Linked DNA regions of Homo sapiens: region 1 is linked to region 2. Evidence: chromatin contacts called from ENCODE Hi-C or POLR2A ChIA-PET data. All regions are on one chromosome and are shown on one strand. Each heading gives the region's core, a stretch centred on a gene start or an enhancer-like site at or near the end of the contact. The rest is flanking DNA. Distances are from core to core; before and after follow the strand shown.

What was found. A loop is a pair of places that touch in the nucleus more often than their neighbours do. ChIA-PET counts read pairs that join two places held with the same protein, here RNA polymerase II (POLR2A). Pooled maps may share reads with other maps.
Region 1: a pooled map shows a loop between it and region 2 (2.8-fold over the local background). The contact joins the enhancer-like site here to the promoter of DVL3 in region 2. A Hi-C loop is called at or near these places in 1 of 168 maps with a recorded cell type or tissue (heart right ventricle) and 2 of 50 pooled maps. POLR2A ChIA-PET finds 5 or more read pairs at or near these places in 3 of 52 experiments (GM10248, HEK293 and Panc1).

The regions. Positions count from the first base shown.
Region 1 is chr3:183,913,649-183,917,624 of GRCh38, reverse strand. No RefSeq gene overlaps it. Among named protein-coding and RNA genes, the nearest start is that of MIR4448, 29 kb to the right of the region's middle. Within about 2 kb of position 1,829, at least 2 of the 41 ENCODE cell types and tissues checked have a DNase peak (open chromatin) inside an H3K27ac peak, as active enhancers do.
Region 2 is chr3:184,153,625-184,157,266 of GRCh38, reverse strand. DVL3 (dishevelled segment polarity protein 3) reads right to left here and starts at 1,890. Exons shown (of 15, transcript NM_004423.4): 1 at 1,471-1,890. The coding sequence starts at 1,631. RefSeq lists enhancers at 1-428, 429-1,306 and a silencer at 1,644-1,993.

The DNA of each region.
Region 1 (3,976 bases), core at 580-3,079, 240 kb after region 2:
TAGCTCCCCACTTCTTCCAGACTTACTGATCCAACTGCCTCTTCCCTCAGCCTCCCAATACCTGGACTCCAGCCCCCTCGGGCTCTTTTCCCAAAAACTATTTATTGAACAGTCACTAGGTCCCATACCTTCTGCTGGGCACAGGAGACCAGAAACAAGACACAGGGAGATTATAGTCCAAAGGAGAAGAGAAACTTTAAGTAACTTGCTCACTTTTTCTCACCCTTTCTCCTCCTCTGAGTTTCTCGGTCATGACCTAGGAGTCCAGGGATGGCACCTGGCCAGTCCTGCCCTGGGTTATTCAGAGACACCCTTTCTCTCTTGTCCTTGGTATTCCCTATCTCCGATCTCCCTTCCTTTCCTAGGATGTGGTAAGATCTAAAGGTCCATTGTAATAAGGATGTGGGCCTGGGGCTGCTAGTTTCTGGGCCCTGGGCAACTCCTCCAGCCACAGGAGTCTTCAGGCACCAGACTCTCCGGACTAGCCCACCACGCTGCCTCTCAGTGCCAAAGGCGTGAAGTCGTCAACAGAAAGGTTTTGCTAGAGCAGCCTCTGTGTATATTTTCTCTGGGATCCTGACAGCTGATCAAAATACAGGGGCTGGATCCCAGCCACCTACCATTTGATATAATCGCTGGCATTCATACTTAGATAATAAGCAAAACAATGTTTGGCTAAGAGAAGTGACACCTTGGGAACATACATGCCATCCCGCCATGCCTACGTATGATCAGGTTCTACCCTTCAATCCCCAGCCGAGCCGTGTTGTACTTGGAGAAAGACTACCACTCCTTCAGTTTCAATACCCTTGGCGAGTCCTGGAGTCACTCTCGGAAATGGGCACATGAAGAAACCTGCTACTTCATCTTCCATAAAATCTCTGTTGGCAGGCCAGGCGTGGTGGCTCACACCTGTAACCCAGCACTTTGGGAAGCCAAGGTGGGCAGATCATGAGGTCAGGAGTTCGAGACCAGCCTGGCCAACATGGTGAAACCCTGTCTCTACTGAAAATACAAAATACAAAAATTAGCCAGGCGTGGGGGCAGGCACCTGTAATCCCAGCTACTTGGGAGGCTGAGGCAGGAGAACCACTTGAAACCGGAAAATAGAGGTTGCAGTGAGTTGATTGTGCCACTGCACTCCAGCCTGGGCAACAAGAGTGAAACTCTGTCTCAAAAAAAAAAAAAAAAAAAAAAAAAAAAATCTCTGTTGGCAGTTGTGTCCACACAAGAAATCCCTTTCAGAATCTGATCTCGGGAAAATTCTCTGCTTCTCAGTGAGGATTCTGGAACACATTGTTTCCTCCTTCTTATTTTAGCCGACAGGAAGCTCAGGGCCCTGTATGTTTATCTCAGCTTGTTTCCCTCATCCTTCATAATATTTTGATCTTTCCTTTTGACCGTCTTGAATATTATTTATTTATTCATTTATTGAAATGGAGTCTCGCTCTGTCTCCCAGGCTGGAGTGCAGTGGCACGATTTTAGCTCACTGCAACCTCCACCTCCCGAGTTCAAGCAATTCTGCCTCAGCCTCCCATGTAGCTGGGATTACAGGCCCGTGCCACCACGCCTGGCTAATTTCTTTATTTTCAGTAGAGATGGGATTTTGCCATGTCGGCCAGGCTGGTCTCGAACTCCTGACCTCAGGTGATCCACCTGCCTCGGCCTCCCAAAGTGCTGGGATTACAGGCATGAGTCACTGTGCCCAGCCTTGAATATTTTTAATATTTTAAATAATAGCTGCCATGAATCATTCTCGGATAAGATGAATATCCTGGGAACAATAAAGACATCATTCTGGTTGGATGGCTAATTCTACTGCCCTTGATGGGGTGCGATTGTGGGTGTGTGTGTTGGGGGCAGGGAGGGGGAGGATGTTGGCTGCCCTTTGCCACACTCTTCGGACACGAAGCCTCTCCCTGTGCCCTGAGATCATCCTGGCTGGAGCACAGCATGGCAGTGGCGAGTCCCACTGCCCCGCTCCCCTTACTCAAAGCTGGGCTTGAAGGAAAGCAGCTCCCCGTGGGAACTCCACTGGAACACTCTGCAAAATTCTAGATGCTGAGTTCATTGCAAGCTGTCAGGCAGCACGTCATCCTTTCTTCATCTACGAAACCTGGGGATGTGCAGAACCACTGGTCATAGAGTCACACCAAGAGTGAAAGAAGGAACTATTGATAATAAAATATGCAAAGCAGGGCTATGTCCTCTAGCGCTGGCCCGTGCCCTGGCTTGCCTGGATGTGGTCCCTGAGTCTGCCCCTCCTTCAGTTAGAGGATCCTGGGTCTCCCAGCCCTCCCCAGAAATAGCTCCTGTCCTTTGGGGCCTTCACATAATGTCTAGAGGCAGGCAAGCCCCCTGTATTTGTTCCCATTCACTCCCATGGGCACTGGGACACATTGGACAAGTTAAACACAACCGCAAGGAATGGAATTCTCCTTCTGTGTTCAGGTGCATGGAGGTAACTGGAGGGGGGTCTCTTCTGCCTAGTTCTCATTCCTTCCACCTCTAGTGGTCTCTGTAGCTCCTTATTTTTATCTCCTCCCTTTCCTAGTCAGGGAGAAGTAGGGGGTGGGCCTACCTTGCTGGAGTGGGGGTGTGGGGCGGAGCAACTTCCAGGCACTGAGTGTGGAGTGGGTACTGGGTTTGGGTCGCTCTAGAAGGGGAAAGGGGTGTTCTTTTGTTCTGAGATCTATCCACAGGAGGGGGTGTTGCGGGATCTACAGTGAGGGTCAGTCTGCTATGGGAAACGGCCCCTGCCTGGGCACAGGCCCATGGCTAAAGCTGTTGATCCAGCATTCCTTAACCACTGTTTCTCCAAGGGCCATGGAAGGGGCTCTCCCCTGGATGGGGTCTGCAGACAGACAAGGGAGGAGAAGAAAGAATACACCAGCTCTGAGGCCCTGGGGCAGCCTCAGGCGGGAAGCACACGCCAGGCCCGGGGGCAGCCTGAGCCACACGGAGGCCTCTGAGGCCAGGCCGGAACCTTTGGAAGTGTGACTAGCTCTGCTTCCTCGTGTGTGTGTTCTCTTAGCCTATAGGAACCTTCCTTGTGAGAATGCCAGCCTGTCACAGCTGGGAGGCAGCTGTGGAAAGAGAACACTGAATTTGGAGACTGAAGGCCTGGGTAGAATTGTGGCCGCCCTCCCACTTCCTTGAGCAAATCACTACACCTGCTGAGCCTTGCCTTCATCTGTGAGGGGATGAAGCCTTCACATAATAGCCTTCACCGTGCTGTAGAGGGGATAGATTTAGAAATTTGGTGTGGAAATACCTCATATAGGGAAGGGGCGCAGCCGCGTCATCTGTCATCTTAGTTGAATTGTTTTTGTTTTGTTTTGAGACGAAGTCTCGCTCTGTCACCCAGGCTGGAGTGCAGTGGTGTGATCTCGGCTCACTGCAACCTCCGCCTACCAGGTTCAAGCGATTCTCCTGCCTCAGCCTCCCGAGTAGCTGGGATTACAGGCACCCATCACACCTAGCTAATTTTTGTGTTTTCAGTAGAGATGGGGTTTCACCATGTTGGCCAGGCTGGTCTCGAACTCCTGATCTCGGGTGATCCACCCACCTCAGCCTCCCAAAGTGTTGGGATTACAGGTGTGAGCCACTGCGACCTGCCTGAGTTGTTCTTAGAGGAGCAGAGGCTGAGTGTTGTCCATTCTTGGCCTAGAAGTCAAACAAGGAAACAGAGAGGCCTGTGGTCTGGGGGGCAGGCATGGCTGGAATCATAAGGATATCACTGAGGGGGAAGGTGCAACTTGGACAGGGGCTGCCACAGGGTCAGCCACTCTGCATGGGAACTCCTGTAAGGGGGACCGTGTGGCCCACCTCCACCTGCTCACTGAGGAGGCCGCAGCTCACAATCAGACACGGAGGGCCTTGGCTGGGCGCAGGAGGGGCCGGTCACCCAGGGCCTCCGCTCCAAATCTGTGTTCCTGTGACCTGCCACCCTGGAATCTGATCGCACCCTGGCCC
Region 2 (3,642 bases), core at 641-3,140:
GTATCCACCCCCTCACCCAGACCCCTTCTAGATCCATCCCTCCTCAGAATCTTCCAATTAGAGGTGTCTGTCTCTGGGCTGAAGGCAGACAATCATTATCACACCAGGAGCACCCCACCCCAGGGCAGGAACAACAACAGAAACAAGAATAGTTAGAATCTACAAAGCACTGCCCACTGTACAAAGCACTCTCACACACATGATTTCAGGGGCTCATCCAACCCTGAGTTCCAGGGCAGAAGGTGACAGCAAAACATGCCAGGCATTAGACAGAAGGTGCTTGCTTCCTAGTGCTAGGTGGGCCAGGGGCTTGGGAGAGAAGCCAGACAGATGAACACTGGGGAGAAGAATGTCTCCTCTTGGCTGTGGGGCCTCAGCTCCAAAGAGCAGTGCAGGCCTCAGGCTAGGGCTGGAGAGGCAGCCTTCAGGCCTGGAGGGGCCTTCCCCACCGCCTCCAGGCCCAGCGCCCAGTTAGTGAGGCGGCAGGCAAGTGTGGGCGCCTCCCCCTCCCCCAGTCTCCTGGGAGTTGGGGGGGTTCGAGGGGGATCAGCCAGGCCCCCCTCTTCCCAGGCCAGCTGCTTCAGAACCTTCCGGCTCCAACATTCCATCCCCTCTTAAAGGGAAAGTGACTGCTTCCAAACTGTGCCTGTCCAGATCTCTGCAGCTGGGTGGAAGGGAAGACCCCACCAGGGAGGGGAAGATAGAGAACACCAAGAAACTCTTCCTGGCTATCCCACCCAGGCCCCAGGCCCTTCCTAACGTCTCTCCACTGGCCACCAACTGGAGGAAAAAAGCCCGAATTGGAGGAAAGATCAGCACCTGGGTCAGTGAGGACTACTCCGCAGGGGTCAGGCTCTCTGTTCCGGTGACAACACCCACAACAGCCCACAAAGGAGAGGGCAGGCAGCTAGATAAACATCAGATCTGCAGACCCCGCTCGCGGCCAGGCGCCCGAGCACCCCCGACACCCCTCCCCCAGCTCAAAGTCCCAGCAGAGCCCTCAGATGCAGCATACTCCAAATATGGCTGGGAGCTGTGCTGCTGAAAAGATGAAGGGGGCGAAGAACGAGGGCCACACGACCCAAGTCTGTGCGGAAAAAGGTGGCTCTGGCTCCTCGGCAGGAGGAGGATGGGGGACTCGGGCTCTGAAACTAGGTGGAGGGGGGGTGTGTCTGTCTCTGTGGGCCACTGGTCTCTGAAGAGGTAAGGGGACCGCACCGGCAGGAACTCTGATTGCTAGTGGGGAATTGGACGTCCCCTTAAACAAGGGAGGCCAACGTCCCCTCTTCAGAGGTAAACGGGAGTTGCTACTGGGGCTGGAACCAAAGGGGCCCAAATGGGCCGAGTCGCCCCTAGAAGTCAGAGCGGGGCTAGGAGCCGGTGTAGCGAGGCAAGTCGAAACGGACCGCGTCATCCCTTAGAAGCCAGAGCGGCCGGGGCTCCCGGAGGCGGGGCGGGGGCCATCCTCACCCGAAATCGTCGTCCATAGACTTGAAGAAGAACTTATAGCTGGGTCGCTGCAAAACGCCCTTAAAGTCCGCCAAGGTGACGCGCTCGGCGGGCAGGGGCAGCTTCACAAGGTACGGCGTCTCCTGCCCATCCAAGTGGTAGATGATCTTGGTCTCGCCCATGGCTCTGGCCTCGGGCCCGGCGGCCCGCGCGCGGCCTGCTCGGGCGGCCGGGCCGAGCCTCCCAGACGGCGGCGGCGCGCGGCGCGGCCCAGCGGCTCAACCCAGCTCGGCGGCTGCTGGCGGCGCCAGCTCCCTTGTTCTCCGGCCGCTACCGGGTCCCAGCGCCGCCCGCCGCCGCCGCGGCCGCCGCTTCCGCTCCCCACTCTCCCGACTGGACTGGCGACCGCGACTCTTCCGGTGGCCGCGGCCCTCCCGGCCCAGGGCTTCGTCCGGGCCCGCTCCCCTCCTCCGGCCCGGCGCGGCCCCGCCCCGGCGCGCCCCGCCCCCGGCCGCCGCGGAGAGGCGCCGGCGTCGCGGCAGATGGCAGGGTTTCCCGCCCACTGGCCGGGCCGCGGCGCTCCGGTCCCGGGTCCCTAGAAACGGAAGGGGAGATTCACCGGGATGGCGGCGTTCCCGGACCCCTGAAGGCCCTGACTCCGGACCCAAGTGGGATCGGCGACTCCTCTGCAGTCCAGGAAGAGTGGAATGCAGGGATTGCTTTGGTCCCCAGAAATGGTCTGGGGAAAGAGGGTGGGTCTGACTCTGGATCCCTGGAGGAGAATGACCTCAACATGGCCCTTCAGTGTTTCTTGAGAAGCACAACTGCTGTCACTGAGTCTACTAAACTGATCTCGAGAGAAGGACAGCATCCAGTTCTGATTCCTCCCTATAACCTTAGCGTCCAGTTGCAAGGTAGTGGTTTAATAAATGGGTTGAATGCGGAATAAGTGGGGCCCGGGCGCGGTGGCTCACGCTTCTAATCCCAGCACTTTGGGAGGCCAAGGCGGGCGGATCGCCCGAGGTCGAGAGTTCAAGACCAGCCTGACCAACATGGAGAAACCCTGTCTCTACTAAAAATACAAAAAAATTAGCCGGGCGTGGTGGCGCATGCATGTAATCTCAGCTACTCGGGAGGCTGAGGCAGAAGAATCGCTTGAACACGGGCGGCGGAGGTTGCGGTGAGCCGAGATCGGTGAGTCGAGATCCTGCCTTTGCACTCCAGCCTGGGCAACAAAAGTGAAACTCCATCCCCCCTCGCCCCCCCCCAAAAAAAAAGATAAGTGGATGCATGCATGCCTAAGACAGTAAGTCTCAAACCAGAACTCCAGAACTAGGTATAGCCGGTTCCTCACAGATCTCCTCACCCCTTAACTTTTAATTCATTTAATAAATACTGAAGGCCTACTGTGTATAAGGCATATCGCATGAGATATAGCGATAGCGAGACAGACAAGGCTGCTCTCAGGACCTTCCCTCAGCTGGAGGGAAGCACATAGGCTTGTAAATACATAACTTCAGAGTGACCACTGCTATGAAGAAGGTAAAACAAAGTGATGGGATAGTGACAGGGGAAGCCAGGCGCAATGGCTCATGCCTGTAATTCCAACATTTTGGGAGGCTGAGGCAGGTGGATCACCTGAGGTTAGGAGTTCGAGACCAGCCTGGCCAAAATGGTGAAACCCCGTCTCTAGTAAAAATACAAAAATTAGCTGGACATGGTGGCGCATGCCTGTAGTCCCAGCTACTCGGGAGGCTGAGGCAGGAGAATCGCTTGAACCCGGGAGGTGGAGCTTGCAGTGAGCCGAGATCCCACCACTGCACTCCAGCCTGGGCGACAGAGCGAGACTCCGCCTCAAACAAAAACAAAAACAAAACAACCAAAACAAAACGAGAAAGAGGTTTCTGATTGGTTAGAGAAAACTTCTTCCAGAAAAAAAGACCTAGAAATAGCAAGGATGAAGTGGCTATGAGAAGATCTGGGGTGACAGCCTTCTAGGCAGAGGGCACAGCCAATATACAGGCTCAAGGCAGGAATAAACATGTTACATTTGAGGAATAAGAAGGCCATCATGACTAAAGGAACAGTCCTAGGTGAGGCTGGAAACATAGACCCGCCAGATTACATAGGGCCTTGGATGCTATGGTCTTAAGTATGGGCTCCTTCTACTCCATTTTATACACTGTTGCCAAA